Regions from separate parts of the Homo sapiens genome. Here region 1 is linked to region 2. A link is a loop called in an ENCODE intact Hi-C map of the cell type or tissue named here. Cell type or tissue: K562. All regions are shown on one strand. Links, peaks and the distances in the headings refer to the core of each region. The heading gives the core; the rest is flanking DNA. Region 1 has its middle 100 kb from the start of FOXN2. Region 2 overlaps LOC102724008 (a long non-coding RNA gene).

Region 1 (8,615 bases), core at 223-8,222, 52 kb before region 2:
TGTCCTGATGCATCACCCTGCAGGTGTGCCCTGCTACCCATCCAGACTTCACCCTCCCAGGCTCTTGCCATCACTTTACTTCAGCTAGTCAGGATTAACTCTTCCTCCCTATGGGAAACAATACTGACCTTGGAGTCAGACTGACCTGGTTTAAATCTATTAGGTAGAACTAAATAAAATTGCTGTTTTTAATACACCAATGATGGTTAAATATTGGCAATTTCATGCCACTCAACCTAACACCACCTTCTCATTATCATGTTCTCTAAGATAAGATATTTTAAATGCTTTACTTATTCCATGACACAAGTTAGTCACCATTTGCTGTAGACATGCTATGAATTATAAGAGGCTGCAGTGGCATTTCATTCCAGGTTAGTTTAACAAAAAAAATTTTTTGACTCCTCCTTTTTACCACAGGCACTGCTTTTGTGCTGAATACCTGGGTGAGGGGAGGTCCCAGTTCAGTAGGGGCAGATATATAAACAGAGATCTGTGATGTAAGCAGGAATTGGGCAGTATACTCACAGTACAGGGTAGCATGGAGGAGGAGATTGTGAGCTTTTGGGGAACATGGGAGGATGAGGAAATCCTTTCCCCCAGGAGAAATGCCTGGGTGCTGAACAACACAGTGTCATGGGCAACTTTCCAGAGAACCTTGGGCTGGTGGGAGTGTGAGAGAGAGAACATTATCATAAGATGAGACTGGAGAGAAGCTTTGACAACTTGGGGACCCTCTTTACAAAACTAAATACAAAATGCCCACATAAACACATCACCAGGTTTCCTTCCAGTCCCTGAATTTGAAGAGCCCAGACATTTCAGCTTCATTATCTAAAACATCTGCCTTGGCAGGGCCACACTGTAAGGACTGTAAGGGGCCTTGCTAAAGAGCAGGGGCATCCTGGCAGACAATAGGAGCTGCTGAAGGATCTCAGACAGGAAAGTGACATCATCAGATTTGCTTTTTAGAAAAAGCACTCTGAGGGCTGTCTGGAAGACAGATCAGAGAAGTTTGTGTTAGGTGACAGAAAAGCCAATTAGAAAGCTATTTTAATAATCCAGAAGAGAGCCAAGAGCCTGAACATGGCAGAGTTCATGAAGGAGTAGATGAAGCCTCATGTAGCTAAAGCATCTGGGGGGATAGGTGCCCCAGGAGGTCTGGTCTTTCTTCCTCAAAGCCCATCTTGAGCAGGTGGTAAATGCTTTCAAAATCAGGTTCTCCACCTGGGAAGGTCTTTTTTTTTTTTTTTTTTTTTTTTGAGACAGAGTCTCGCTCTGTCACTGCAACCTCCACCTCCTGGGTTTAAGTGATTCTCCTGCCTCAGCTTCCCGAGTAGCTGGGATTACAGGTATGCGCCATCACACCCAGCTAATTTTTGTATTTTTAGTAGAGATGGAGTTTCACTATGTTGGCCAGGCTGGTCTTGAACTCCCGACCTCAGGTGATCCACCCACCTTGGCCTCCCAAAGGGCTGGGATTACAGGCATGAGCCACCGCACCCTGCCTGTGAAGATCTTAAATGAGCTGCACACCAGAGGCTTGTCACCCCATGCACTAATGCTAAACCATGGCACCTTCATGGCCACTCAGGCCTTGTTATTCTTCATTCCTCTCCACTCTGTCATATGCCTGGGTTCTGCCACAGTTTCCTCTTTAATAAATCAGTTATCTGCTCATCTTGAGGTCTGGTCCTGAATACTGGACTGCTTGGCCAGGGCTCTGTAACCTGCTTAATTCCTGCTATACTCTCCCTCTTTCCCCCAAACCTTGGGCTGAGCCATGCCCTCCATGTTCTCCATTCTCCTGAGAAAAGCTCCATTCATCTCCTTCATCTTCCAAGATGCTCTACAGGAGTCTGTTCCTCAGCCATCTTTCTCTGGCTACTTCCCTCTGTCCCCCCCAAAACTCAATGACTTCCTCATCTCTGTGTCTTATGCATGCCTTTATTATTACATGTATTATGCTTTATCATATTTCTTTGCTTATGTGTTTGTTTTTCCACCCCCTTTAGATTCTTGAGATTAGGATCCATGCCTCATATTGTCATTTCCCCCAGTAACTCACAGTCCCTAGCATATAGTAGGGACTTAATAAGTGTTGGATGAACTGACTTGAACTGAATTCACTCCTGTCTGTTTATAATAATACAACACAATACCAACCTGGTCAGAGTCTAACTGTTCTTGTCTTCTTAGGACAGCAGTGCCCCAGCCTGCCTCACTTTGCATATCTCCTGCAATTCCTGCTTTAAGGCCTCCATTCACAGGATTGATTGGCCCCTGTTATTCACACAGAATCAAGCTTGAGTTTATCATGCCCCTGGTGCTGCATATCCTTCTTGGGTATCCTCCTACAGCTGGGCCAGACTCCCCTGGTCTGTCCTTGCTTGGTTCCCACTTCCTCCCAGCCTGCTTCTAAGGCTAAGGGTCCAAGATGCTTTGTGACCTCTCTGGCCATGGTGTTTAGATAAGAAGGAGGTACTTATTCCAAAGGCAGCCAATTCATGGGCTAGACCTTACCTATGGGGCAGCCCAGTGGGAAAAGTGTTGACCAAAAGGATTATATGGGCCAATCAGATTGACAGATTATATAGTGGAGAACATCACTTTCAGACGTCTTCCCTCAGCAGGAGAACTGTAGATGGGGTAGTTTCTCTTTGGAGGGGACTGGGTAGGCCTCATGATTGAGCTCTTTGGTACAATGCTCCAATCTCTTATGTGTCTACATTTTTCTATTCTCATTATTGTCCACCCTTGACAAGAGTCATCTGAGAACCCAAACCCTGTCTAGTTGTACCTTTTATCCCAGCTCCTCACCTAGCCATTAAGAACTGTAGTGGGGTCTAAGGTTTTACCATACAAGCTAAAAAATTATTCTGACATGGTTTCCTTGATGCTGGCAAAAGACATGAGATTCCTGGGTCAGCGACCCTCGGCACAGCAAGTAGCATGAACGTTAGCTTATTTGCATCAGTTGCCCTTGCTCCCTAGTCCCATGCGGACAATGCCAGTGAGCTCAAATGCCTGCAGAAGCTACGGGTTGTGTTACAGTAGAGGAGCTCTGAGCTTAGGGAAGCTAAATCTTTTATAAGGGGCAGTAAACATGCCTGCTCTTTGCTCTGGAAGGAGATACTCTCTTTATTATATTAGACAGTACGCATGGCTGGCTTTTTCTCTAGATGGGGGTATTATCTCCATCTTCCGAGGCTATTTGTATCACAAACATCCTTGAAAAGGTAGTCTTGAATGAAGGACAGTCAGTACCTCACTCATGAGATGTGCAGAGACGTAAGTTATCTATGGGGAGCCGTCTCAATGCTAAGCAGCAGTCTCTGTTCACCCATGTTCTGGCACTGGCATGTTTATTCCACAGGTGACAGGCAACTTTGCTTTTCCAATCCAAATCCCTCTTCCTAGCTATCATCACAAATTTCCTGCTCCATTTGGACATTTCAACCAGATATCTTCAATCGTTAAGTTTAAAATGTCTAACACTATATGCATCTTCCTCCCCTAACTTTTCAGGTTTTTTGCCACCATTTTCCTTGTCTCATCAGTTCAGATCCTAGGAGTCATCTTTAAATCCCATCTTCTTCCTCATCACTTATAACCTAGTCAATCCCAAAGTTCTATCAGCTCTTCCTTTGGAATATCTCATCCTCATTTCTTCCTAGCTTAGAAAGAACTTTATACTGTCATTTGCTTAGTTCAGAATCTTATTTCATTCCTAGACTGCTCAAGGAATGTCCTGACTACTTTTCTAAATGCCTACCTTCTTTCCTTCACACTTCTTAATTCTCTTAAGGCACAGTTTAGATTAAGTCACACTCACTTAAAAATGTTCAGTTTCCCCTGGACTGTTTGATAGAAGAGTCTAACCTTTTCTCCCAAATACTCAAGGCCTGCCCAAATCTGACTAGGCCTTATGTCCTGCCACTATGTTCTGGCTGTGCAGGCATGGTCTCCCTTCTCTATCTGCTGAGTTCACATGTGACAGGTCTAGCTCCCTCCCCATCCCCACCACTCAGAGGTCTGAATACTGTACCTTTGCAAACCCGTTTTGTTCTTTGGTACCTAGTTCTTTTACTGGTGCAGCCTACACTTGTTTCCTTTGCCCAATTATATTTACCTTAATATTTAACCTCAGGCTGCCCCATCAGTCTCCTTAATTGCTTTATGTCTTATGTGTCCAGCTAAGTGTTAAGTTCCTGAAGGTGTAAAAGTATCATTTGTATATTTTTTATACCACTCAGTGATTACTTAGCACATATGTGGGCAAACCATAGAAACACGACTCTCCCATTTCCTGGCCATGTGACTGGACAGTAAATATATGTGCCTTAGTCTCCTCATGTGAAAAATGAGATAGAAATAGTAGCTACATTACAGAGGTGTTGGGATAATTAAATTAGATAATATGGGAAAATCTTAGTACCTTTCCTGCCATATAGGAAGAATTCAATGTTGACTATCAATCTTATAGTGATACACAAATAAATGAATGAACAAATAAACCAATGATGAAATACATAGTTCTCTTTCTTGGAGGACTCCAATTTAGTGAAAGATGATCAGATAATCTTAAAAAAATACTTATGATAGCATTAAAGTGACCATGGTAGAGGCTGGATGGAAGAGGGGGAGTAGCACCTTGCAAAGGGCCTAACTTAATCCTTGAAAAGATGTGTTCTTAGGAATAAGAGAGAACCTGATAAAGTGCGTTATCAACTTATGATATTTTCAACTTACGATGAGTTTATACAAATGTGGCCCCATTATAAGTTGAAGAGCCTCATGAATGCATATCACTTTTGCATCATGGTAAAGTTCAAAACCATAGGTCAAACCATCATAAGCTGCACCAGCATAGTTGGGGGCTGTCTCTTGTAGGATCCAAATGAGCCAGGCCTTCGGTTCCTACTCAAGTTTACTTCCAGCTGCATCCCACTAACTATCTTTTACCATTTGTCAACCATTAACACAACTGTGTAAATGAGATTATCAAATGCTTTTCTGCGAGTGGGTTTTCATGGGCTGGAGGGGGAAGACAGATGGAATATTAAGCCGCTTAGGAGCAGTGGGGAAAGAAACCAGCTGTGTGCAGGTGAAAGCAAACTAAATCAACTTCACTGGTTAGCTGCAGACCAGCTTTCTATGTAGCACAAAAAATAAAAATAAAAAAAAATTTTAATCTACTGCCAGATAAAACTTCTGTAACAGCTTTTCATGTCACAGTAGGGAAATATGGGCTCCACCTGGAGCTCCTGACTCTAAATCTGTTACTATACTTTTAAAATAATGTTAATAGATACAATAAAATGGAATCCTAACTAGTCATTTTGCCATCTGTATGAAAATATTGGCTCTGGAAAAGGGATAGCCTAGTAAGAAACCGAAGACATAGAGATACGTTTTGAGAATCATGTTCCTGGCTTAAAACAGATCACCCATTAGGGAAGGTTGGCTAAGGCCAAGTTTCTCAAGGGCAGAGAAGGGAGAAAAGCTGAGTAGTTTCTTTTTCTGCAGTCACAGTGGAACAGGGCAGCAGAGGGAGGTATATTTTAGTTTCTACTACCTCTTCCAAGGGAAAAAGCAGACCGGGTTCGTGTCTTCTCCACAGAAAAGTGGTAGTATGCCTTAGTCACAATAGGCCCTCCTTGAAACATGAAGTTTCCCGTTGCCACTATCCCAGATCTGTAACCACCCAATGGTTCACCTTGCCCGCTGCCTAGATAGAGCTGATTTCTCAAGACAAGGGAATCGCAATAGAGAAAGAGTAATTCATGCAGAGCCAGCTGTGCTGGAGACCAGAGTTTTATTACTCAAATCACTCTCCCTGAGCATTCAGGAAGCAGACTTTTTAAGGACAACTTGGTGGGTGGGGGGGTTGGGGGGAAGCCAATGAGTGGGGAGTGCTGATTGGTCAGGAATGAAATCACAGGGAGTTAAAACTGCTTTCTTGCACTGAGTCAGTTCCTGGGTGGGGGCCACAAGATCAGATGAGCCAGTTAATTGATCTGGGTGGGGCCAGCTGATCCATCAAGTGCAGGGTCTGCAAAATATCTCAAGCAATGACTGTGGAGCAGTTTAGGGAGGGTCAGAATCTTGTAGCCTCCAGTTGCATGACTCCGAAACCATAATTTCTAATCTTGTGGCTAATGTTAGTCCTACAGAGGCAATCTAGTCCCCAGGCAAGAAGGAGGTTTGCTTTAGGAAAGGGCTGTTACCACCTTTGTTTTAAACTATAAACTATAAACTAAGTTTCTCCCAAAGTTAGTTCAGCTTACACCCAGGAATGAACAAGGACAGCTTGGAGGTTAGAAGCAAGATGGAGTTGGTTAAGTTAGATCTCGTTCACTGTCTCAGTCACAATTTTCCAAAGACAGTTTCAGATCCCCTTCCAGCAGGCGTCTTTCTCTCCTGGGGGCCCCAAACTTTTCTACTACTCCTGAAAACCCAAGCCACCAACTCATGTAATGCAGTTTCTGTGCACAGTGCTACTATAATCTGGGTCAGTGGTGGGTCCAATAAATTTGATGACTCTACCATCTCTTATTCCAATTGTCTCCATTCCCATTTGACTCAATTAAATACTTATTTAGCCAACTGTTTTAAAATTACATTTTAAAATGAACTTGCTAAGAACACAGCTAATGCATTCTGATTAACATATTTTTTCAGCCTCATATTTTGATAAGTGCTGTTGTAGGTTGCATCATGTCCCCCAAAAGGATATGTTGAAGTCCTAACCCCTAATAACTGTAAACGTGACGTTATTTGGAGACAAGGTCTTTGCAGATGTAATTAATTTAAGATGAGGTGTTACTAGATTAGTGTGTGCCCTCAGTCCAATGACTGGTGTCCTTGAAAGAAGGCTGGGAAGAGAAACAGCCATACGAAGATGGAGGCAGAGAATGGGACAACGCAGCTATAAGCCGAGGAAAGCCAAAGATTGCAGACAACCACTAGAAACTAGACAGAGGCAAAGAAGGCTTCTCCCCTGGATCCTTCAGAGGGAGCATGGCCCTTCTGACAACTTGATTTTGGACTTCTAGCTTCCAGAACTGTAAGAGAATATATTTCTATTTTTTAAAGCCAATTAGTTTGTGGTGCTTTGTTATGGCTATCTTAGGAAACTAATACAAGTACTTTCATGTGCATTAATCATTTATTCCTGGTATTGCTACCTACTGCATTCCCAGCACTTATCAGAGTTCTTGGAAGCATAATAAGAGCTCAATTAACACATGTTGAATAAACAAGTAAATTGATTATGTGTACAATCTGTTTCAGTAGAAGTATATGAGTATTTTTTAAATCTATTTCAGTTGTTTACTATTTCAAAGGGTCCATGAACCTATTAATCTGTGCATGTGGACTTAATACATAATTTCTACCACATACATGTACTTCTTATATTAACTGGAGTTATACAAATAAACAAAGCTAACAACTGATGAAAATTGCTCCCAAAAATGTCTGAATAGGTTTATACTTGTTAATAGAAAAATATGAAGATTTACAAAAGCAAGCATCTGTCGTCTTCTCTATATTCTCTCTGAAACTGTCAAAATTTGGTCAGTCATGCCAGAGGTGCTTTATAGCCACTACCACAGCCAAATACTCAACTGTAGATTCTGGTCTGTATAAATAGTCAACACAATTGACTTGGAAAGTAGGGCCAAGGAGGATATAATCCATTATCCTTACATATCTCTTGCTGCTGTCAAGATGTAGGAGTTGCCTCAGATTTGTGAAACAGATGGATCCTTTTGAATCATGACATCTTCATTTTTTCCAAATACTGTTCACTATATTAATGCTATTCTGCACAGGACTGATACTGTACTAGTTCCTAAAACAGTGTTTCTCAAAGTATGCTCCATGGATCACTGGCACCAGAACTGCCTTTTAAAGCTACTATAATTAAAACAGTCTGGGCACGGTGGCTCAGGCCTGTAATCCCAGCACTTCGGGAGGCCGAGGAGGGTGGATCACGAGATCGAGACCCTCCTGGCTAACATGGTGAAACCCCATCTCTACTAAAAATACAAAAAATTAGCCAGGTGTGATGATGGGCACCTGTAGCCCCAGCTACTCGGGAGGCTGAGGAAGAAGAATGGCGTGAAGCCAGGAGGTGGAGCTTGCAGTGAGCAGAGATTGGGCCAGTGCACTCCAGCCTGGGTGACAGAGTGAGACTCCATCTCAAAAAACAAAAAACAAAAAACAAAAAAAAAACAGTGTGGTATTGGTACATGAAAAGATAGACATAGTAGTCAGAGAGAAAGTTCAGAATTAAACCCCAATCCTCATAGAAATCTAGAATATGATTAAAGGGGCAATTCAAATCATGGGCAAAATAATGTGGTATGAAATAGATTATTCAATAAATGCTATTGGGGAAACTGGGTAGCCATCTGCCAAAAAAATAAGTTGGAAACAAATTCTATATCTAGAATGAATTCTGTATGAAGTTTTAAATATTTTTTAAAAATCTGTAAAGGCATTAGAAGAATCTGTAGGATAACTTTTTGTGATCTCAGAGTGGGGAAGCCCTTTCTAAGTATTACATAAAACCCAGAAGTCATTCAATAAAATATTAATGAATTCAA
Region 2 (8,615 bases), core at 429-8,428:
CTTGGCACACAAAGCACTTCATAACCTGTCCCTGACTCTTTCTCTGACCACATCCTCCATCCTACATGCAGAAGAGCACAGCCATGAGACACATGAGCAATGTAGCAGGCTAATAATCTGCCATCCTTTTAATATGATAGCTCTTTTAAAACTAATTTTTACTTATCAAAGCAATATATGTACATAGCTTAAAATGTCAAGTAGTTCAAAAGGCTTGTAACAAAAAACAGCCGTATTTTCACGCAGCTCTATCCCACCCCCAACATTCCATTATCCAGAGACAATCACTTTCAGCTGTATTAGCTGTTTCTCTTTGCCTCCAATTCCTGGATTTGTGATTCTCTCTCTATTCATCAAGTTAGATATTATCTATTGATTTCATTTTGTTGGTGGTGAGGCTATTAGCGCTGCTACTCTTCCTCTGCCCCTTCTCCCATTCTCCCATTCTCCCAACGTAATTGTATCACATCTTTTGGTAAAATCCATATTCAGTTCAATTAATATGACTGTAAATATTGTTTTCTGATGAATCAAGAAAAGTGTTGAGATTACATTTTTTCTTGCATATCTTTTAATTTATTTTGAAGTTGGCAATTGCTTACGTTTTTCCATTTGCTTAGATTTCATTGAACCAATTGTAAGTGTTCCCACAATAAACCAACAGCTGTGTAAAATGCTTCTCAACAAAAACTTTCACATGACCAACCTCTTAGATAATCTAATAGTAGTTCCATTTTCTTCCTCCTGGCACCATCCTTCCTGGAGCCCCCAGTCCCACCTAATTCACACAGGTTATTTTCTGGGCTTGCCACCTGGCCTAGTCTTATCTGTTGGTCTTCAGGGACTTCCTTTGGTCATCATTCTGGAGATGCCCTTCACCTGACTCCTGTGTGTAATCCCCTGTTCCTTGGATCTTTCTTGGTTTATTTCATCATTTGGTGGAACAAATCATCCAGTAGTTTCCTGAGAAAGGATATGTGAAAAGAACGTCTTTGTGTGATGTTACTTTTATAAAAATGTGTATATCCTATCCTCACCCATAATCAAAGGTTTGTTTTGGTGGGTGAGTATAGAATTCTAGGTTAAAAATCATTTTTACTAAGATTTTCAATGGCATTATTCCATTAGCTTCCAGCTCTTAATGTTGTTGAGAAGTCCGGTAGTATTCTTTTACTCCAATCCTTTGGAATGATTTTTTTTTTCTCTTTGAAAGCCTTTTGTCTTCCTCTGAATTTTTGTTTTTATTCTGCTGGCTTCCACCTACGTTATTGGGGGATTTAATCACATCTCCCGTGATTTTTGTGTATCTTTTCTATTCATTTTGTGAAATGAAAATAAATCTCAGGACCCCTGAAATCACTAAGCCAAAGGGAAAAGTCAAGCTGGAAACTGTATAAGACAAACCTGCCTCCCATTTTATTACTAAATAAGATAGCTACAAAGAGTTTTTTTTTGTTTGTTTGTTTGTTTTTTAACTACATACCTCCTTCACAATTTGCTCACAAGGAAATTCCTTGTGGATAAAGGATAGACAGAACTCAAAGTCATCCGTCTGTTCACCTGAGACAACTGCCTATCTGACTGCTTACTCTGCCCTATTGTTTCACTAAGGCGGACTGACATAAGTGTCTACTCCTCTACTCTATTCTCACATGTAAATTGTATATTCAGTGAAAGGCTAATCAGAAACTCAAAAGAATGCAAACTTTTGTCTTTTATCTATCTAAGACCTGGAAGCTTCTTCTTCCCCTTTGAGTTGTTCTGCCTTTCTGGATCAAAACAATGTACATCTTACACATATTCATTGATGTCTCATGTCTCTCTAAAATGTATAAAACCAAGCTGTGCCCTGCCCACCTTGGGCACATATCATCTGGACCTCCTAAGGCTGTGTCAGGGGCACATCTTTAACCTTGGGAAAATAAACTTTTGAAATTGATTGAGATCTGTCTCAGATACTTTTGGGTTAACAAATTATATTAAATAAAACAAGGCATTTGAAAGATGTTTGGAAGCTATTTATATGTTGGTGGCCCTGTCTTCTGATGGCCTTTACTAGATTATAAACAGATGGCCAGCAAACTTTTTCATTTGGTATCCCTACAATTAATATAAGTAGGTCTCTTCTCCGGTGGTATTCGATTTCTCCAGAGAAGGATCACCCCGTCTCTATGAGTGGAGGGGAAAGAGGTAGTGCCGCTAAACCTGGCAGAGAAGGGCATGGAGGCTCTTACTTTCCTCTTTTCAGACTCTAGCACCTCACTGCCAGCTCTCCTCTGTGTGGTACCTGATTTCCTAAGACTTTCTAGCTTAGCTTTTCCATAAACCCATCTTCCTATTTTGTAGAGTGGGTGGGAACCTAGACATCTAGGGGCTTCTTACACACTCTTACTCCCTATTTTCACTCCTTCACCTAGCCTCTGTCTTCCAGGTACCTGATGCCACCAATTCCTGAGTTTTTCTGCTGTTCAGTGGAGTGGACTATCGCCTTCAAATTAGCCTGGCCCTGGGCAGGTACGTTAGTTTGACCTTCCTCCTCTTTAGTTCAGTGCTGCCCCTAAATGGACTTCTCCTTGGAGGAGATGGCTAGAAAATATAAAGTTCATTGATTATATCTATAAGCACCTACTGAATACCACTTGGGTACTGGGAATAAAAAGATAAATAAGATCCAGTCCCTGACCTCAAGGAGCTCATAGGCGAATTGTCAAGAGAATCACATAAACAAACAACTGCAGTACAGTGTTAAGAGTGTAGCAGTCCAGATGCTTAGAAGACATAGAGAGAAAAGAGGCTGTAATTTCCTCTGCAGGAGCAGTGTTTCAGAGCGGTGACACAAGCTGAGTTTTGAAAAACATAAATACGAGTTTACCAGCCAAATAGGAAGAGGCAAAATATTCCAAGAAGAGGGACAAAAACATGGGCAAAGGTTCATTTCTTCATCTGTTTAAACATATTTATTAAGAGCTTGCACTAGGTAGTCATTGGGAATACAATTCTTTTGTTGTTGTTGTAGAGACAGGGTCTCACTCTGTTGTCCAGGCTGGAGTACAGTGGTACAATCACAGCTCACTGCAGCCTCTACCTCCTGGGGTTAAGCAATCCTCTCACCTCAGCTTCCTGAGTAGCTGGGACTACAGGTGCACACTACCACACTGGGCTAATTTTTTCTAATTTTTAAATTTTTTTTGTAGAGACAAGGTCTCACTATGTTGCCCAGGCTGGTGTTGAGTTCCTGGTCTCAAGCAATCCACCTGCCTTGAACTCCCAAAGTGTTTGGATTACAGGCATGAGCCACCATGCCTGGCCAGGGATACAATTCTGAACAGAACGAAGTCCCTGTTCTTGAAGTTTGCAGAATGACAAAATCAGACAATCAAATTATCAGACAAATATCTAATTACGAACTGTGATAATTGTCACAGATGGAAAGTAATAAGAATGGTAGGGTTGGGAGGGAGGGGTCCCAGCATGGTGTATTCAGGGAACCATAAGCAATTCTATATGGCTGGATAGGAGCAGAACGCCCAGCTATCTTGGACGGGGCAACAAGTCAATTGTTCCCATTTTACCCTTGGGCTGATCCATACTCGTAAACAGTTCTTCAACCCCTGGACAGATTATTATGAATTCTACAGTTCTTTCCTTCTTTCAGTAAGTTTAGCTTTTCTGAGAATTTCACTTACTTTTAAAAATTATGAAGACTCAAGTGAGACTTAACCTGTCATATGGCTGCTTGCTGCCTCTGTCAACATGTTCGAGTCCATCTGGAGTTTCTCAGAATCTTTCCATGTTTTGTTTTGTTTTTTTTTTAATGTCTCCAAACAATTTAGCATCATCAGCCACATTCTCCAACTTAGAGTTCACCTTTTCTTGCCAAATGCATTAAGCACACTAACAGTTGGAAATTTATTTTTATTTTTATTTTTTGAGATGGAGTCTCGCTCTGTCACCAGGCTGCAGTGCAGTGGCGCCATCTCGGCTCACCGCAACCTCCGATGGCCTGGTTCAAGCGATTCTCCTGCCTCAGCCTCCCGAGTAGCTGGGATTACAGGCACGCACCACCATGCCCAGCTAATTTTTGTATTTTTAGTAGAGACGGGGTTTCACCATGTTGGCCAGTTTGGTCTCAACCTCCTGACCTCATGATCCGCCCACCTTGGCCTCCCAAATTGCAGGGATTAAAGGTGTGAGCCACCGCACCCAGCCAGAGACATTTTTAAAAGCTGACTTTGGATATACTCTCTCTTCTCCTATTAGAAATGACTAGTATGTTTTATTCTCATTTAGCAAACCAAGACTGCTAAGATTTCTGCTTGTGTGATATTATCAAGTTGTGGTGTCACTGGCACTGGCTTCCAGGTTATACCAGGCTGGGTTCCTCATTTGCACACTAACATCTACAGTGTCCAGATCTACATTTATAGAGAATACACACCTAGTGCAGCCTATTAAATGTTTCACCTAGAAATGATGTCCAGGGCACCCCACTCAGACTGACCACCAAAGGCCCTCAGCAAAATGGCCAAGTAGGTATAGTTTGCCTTTGGTGCCTACTCATAGCCCCCATCTTTGCCTCATCCCCATGTCCTTTTTCCCCAGCCACAGTTTTTTTGCGTTCAGCTCTACTGCAAAAAAAAAAAAAAAAAAATTTAGAGGCACAAGGGAGGCATTGAGAGAGATGAAGAGAATTTTTTTTTTTAATGACTCTGACAGTAAATGATTCTTTCTGGGGGCATGCGGATGCTTATGTGTCCACCCCCAAACTGCTCTTACACATCTTCAAAGAGGCCCTCAGAGAAGGAGAAGGGGGTCTGTGGGAACAAGATAAGGGAGAGAAAAGGTTCAGAAAGGAGAAGTTCTGATGACAGCCTTGCCCTTGACAGCAGAAGAGAAGATATCTACATTTCTGGGTAACAGATAAGGATAAAGTTGAACACCATGTCAGGTTTTTTTGGAGACTTTGTACTTCCCCATGTTGTTATTTTTGTTATTACCTTCTGTTTTTCCATGATAATTAGTCCCAAACGAAGCCCTTAAAATGGAAAGGGTCAGTGTATTTATTTTGGTGCACAGCAAGAAGGGAGTATATCCCACCCTACATTCACTCTTGAAGAAAAATGAGAACCAAGAACTTGAAAGTTTAACTGGGAAGTCTGAGAGTTCCCCAACAATCCTTAGAGCAATGCAAACCTCCTCAACTCCAAATGCTCCATGTTTTAACGTGACCTTTCCTTTCTTACCCTTAATCCAAACTTCAATGTGGGTAAAACAGGAAGAGAGAGTACCTGGATCACCATGGCAAAATCGGAGAAGGCGTCACAGAAGAGGAAGATACGTATGCGCTTCTTAATGTGGCATCATCTCTAACAAAATACTTGCATAATGCACATACATCAGCCACAGTGCCTGGGTCAGCCTCCACGGTATCTTCAGGGCAAGCATCACTTTCCATTTCCCAAAAGGAATAGCTACTTTCTATTTTGTTTTTGGAAAAGGAAGGTAGGGCAGAGTGAGCCCTAAGAGAAACATCCAGTGGAAACATGTTTTAGAGTCTGCTAGATTCACTTCAGAGCCCGTGATTCTCTTGCATGTATTCCTGAAAGTGATTATATTAACCAGACACAAATGGGAAACATTTTACATTAATGACTATAGCTGTGTTCCCTTTATCTTGCCAAAGAAAGTGTCTATATGTTTTCCTTTTATTCTGTTAATTATTCAGCATCAATGAAAAGTACCCTTGCAAAATTTTTTTACCAAAACCAGGTTTCCTATGTCACTTTCATACATAATAGGAAATGAAGACCCTGAATCAGCCCATCAGAAGCAGGAGATCCCTTTCGTCGACCTTCTCATTCCATCTCTATGCTGGAGCATTCTTGTGACCTAACCATATTGAAACTGCCTTTGCAAAATATGACTGAGACAGTGAAAGAGGTATAACTTCACCAATTCCATCTTGGTTCTAACCTCCAAGCTCTCCTTGATCATTCCTAGGCATAGGCTGAACTAACTTTGGGAGAAACTTAGTTTATAGTTTACAATTTAAAACAGACATGGTAACAGCCCTTTCCTAAAGCAGGCCTCCTTCTTGCCTGGGAACTAGATTGCCTCCGTAGGACTAACATTAGCCACAAGATTAGAAATTATGGTTTAGGAGTCACGCAACTGGAGGCTATAAGATTCTGACCCTCCCTAAACTGCTCCTAAGATCAGTGCTTGAGATATTTTGCAGACCCTGCACTTGATGGATCAGCTGGCACTACCCAGATCAATAAACTGGCTCATCTGATCCTGGGTGGCCCACCCAGGAACTGACTCAGTTCAGGAAGACAGCTTCAACTCCCTGTGATTTCATCCCTAACCAATCAGTACTCCCGGCTCCCCCCATCCACCAAGTTGTCCTTAAAAACTGCTCCAGAGTCTCGGGGAGACTGATTTGAGTAACAATAAAACACCAGTCTCCCGCACAGCGAGCTCTGTGTCAATTACTCTTTCTCTATTGCAATTCCCCTGTCTTGAGAAATCAGCTCTGTCTAGGCAGTGGGCAAGGTAAACCCCTTGGGTGGTTCCAAATTGTTTACCTTCCAGTCTTCTAGGATGACCTACCATACACATCCTCAAGAGTCTCTTGAGTAGCACCCATTTCCTTCTCTAGCTTCCCTTCCCTTTGCTTCTTGGGTTTGGGGCTGGTGGCTGGAAGGAATTAGGAGGCTATAGCCTGTTTTAGGGTAGAGTGCAGTAGAGTAGTGGTTATGAGGGTGGCCTCTGCAGTCTCACTGCCTGTATTACAATCCTTGTTTCCTCCACTTAACAGCAGTGTTGCCTTGAGCAAATATCTAAATTCCCAAAGCCTATAAAATGAGGATCACAAACCCTTAACATAGCCAGGTTGACAGTGGCACAAACCTGACTTCTGCTAAAATAACAACTAATAATCCCAAATTGGGTACCCCACTTACACTTGTCAGTAAAGACAACTGACAGCCCTAATCCTGAGTGGGCATTCCACCTGAGTGGGAAGACAACACTTCTAAGCAGCCCAGCACTTATATAATATCTAATCAATAAAGCCAGATATTGCCAGCCAATAAGAGACACTCTAAGACTTGGTTTTTTAATATAGAAGAGAGCTAGTTTGTGGTTTTAGCTTTAGAAGATGTGGTAGCCAACCCCAAGGTGGCCCCCCAATGATCTACACCTCCAGGTATTCATGCCCTTGGGTAGTTCTCTCCTACATTGTGTCAGAGTTGGTCTATGTGATGGATAGAATATGGCAGAAATGATGAAATGTCAATTACAAGGTTAAGTTACAAAAGACATTGTGGCTTCTGCCTTGCTTTCTCTTGTACTGCACTTTCTCAGGGACGCCCATTGCCATGGCTTGAGGCCTAGAGAAGAGGCCCATGAGGCAAGGAACTGAAGTCTTCTTCAGTCTTCCTACATCCAGCAAGGAACTCAGGTCTTTTCAATGAGTGCAGTCAGCTACCACTCTTGCCAAGAGCCATGAGTGTCTGTCATCTTAGAAGCCAATCCTCCATCCCAATCAAGCCTTCAGATGACTGCAGGCTTGGCCAACATCTTGTCTACAACTTCACGAGACACTGTAAGCCAGGAACGTTCAGCTAAGCTGCTCCTAGATTTCTTACCCTTGGAAACTGTGAGATAATAAATGTTTGTTGTTTTAAGCTGCTAAACTTGAGGTAACTTTTGGGAGTACCCAGCAATACACAACTAACATAAAACACTTTATCTGTCTTTTTTTTTTTTTTTTTTTTTGAGACGGTGTTTCGCTCTGTCCCCCAGGCTAGAGTGCAGTGGTGTGATCTCAGCTCACTGCAATCTGCACCTCCCAGGTTCAAGTGATTCTCCTGCCTCAGCCTCCCAAGTAGCTGGGATTACAGGCATGCGCCACCATGCCTGGTTAATTTTTGTATTTTTAGTAGAGATGGGGTTTCACCATGTTGGCCAGGCTGGTCTTGAACTCCTGACATCAAGTGATCCACCTGCCTTGGCCTCCCAAAGTGCTGGGATTACAGTCCTGAGCCACCACGCCCAGCCCACTTTCTCTCTTGAACCCCAGCCCCTAGGGCCAAAACTCCACTGTATGCCTGGTCAACAGTAAAATAAATTTCCACTCAGATCTCACACTGTGGCAATAATATGCCTATTTCATCAAGTTGGGAGGATTAAGCAGATAGTGCATGTGAAGTGTTTAGTACGAGCCCAGTACATGGTAAGCACTCAACTAATGCTATTTACCACTATTATACAGAGACATAGGCCTGTGGGTGGTTTCTCTGGCTCTTGGTGTCCAAGAGGCTTAAGGCACAGCATAATTAATGAGGACTTAGAGCTCAGGGGACAGGGAAGGAAATCCGAATGGATCTTCCCCACTCCTAGTAGCTCAGAGGGAGCAAGCCTCCAGCTGCTACAGCCAGGACTCCCTTCTATGCGGGCAGAAGGAACAGGTCAGAGAAGAAACATCCCCTTTTCTTGGTCCCTCAATTGACAAAGCAGTATGTAAAATGATAGAAAAAATGTACCAAGTGAGGAAAGGGAAAGAAACAGGAAGTTAAGGTAGGAAAGTTATCTTCATCTGCTTCTTGATT

The links. A loop is a pair of places that touch in the nucleus more often than their neighbours do. Peaks named below come from ENCODE experiments on the same cell type or tissue, not always from the same donor. Only the 100,000 strongest peaks of a DNase experiment are listed, where the experiment ranks them.
Region 1: it touches region 2 in a loop (2.1-fold over the local background); 2 of 110 quality-filtered maps call a loop at or near these places.

The regions. Positions count from the first base shown.
Region 1 is chr2:48,208,791-48,217,405 of GRCh38, forward strand. No RefSeq gene overlaps it. Among named protein-coding and RNA genes, the nearest start is that of FOXN2, 100 kb to the right of the region's middle. In K562, for the core only: no CTCF peak of the experiment used is centred there; no DNase peak of the experiment used is centred there.
Region 2 is chr2:48,260,465-48,269,079 of GRCh38, forward strand. It overlaps LOC102724008 (a long non-coding RNA gene), which reads left to right. Exons shown (of 3, transcript XR_001739457.2): 2 at 2,432-2,514. Among named protein-coding and RNA genes, the nearest start is that of FOXN2, 50 kb to the right of the region's middle. In K562, for the core only: no CTCF peak of the experiment used is centred there; a DNase peak (open chromatin) is centred at 4,807.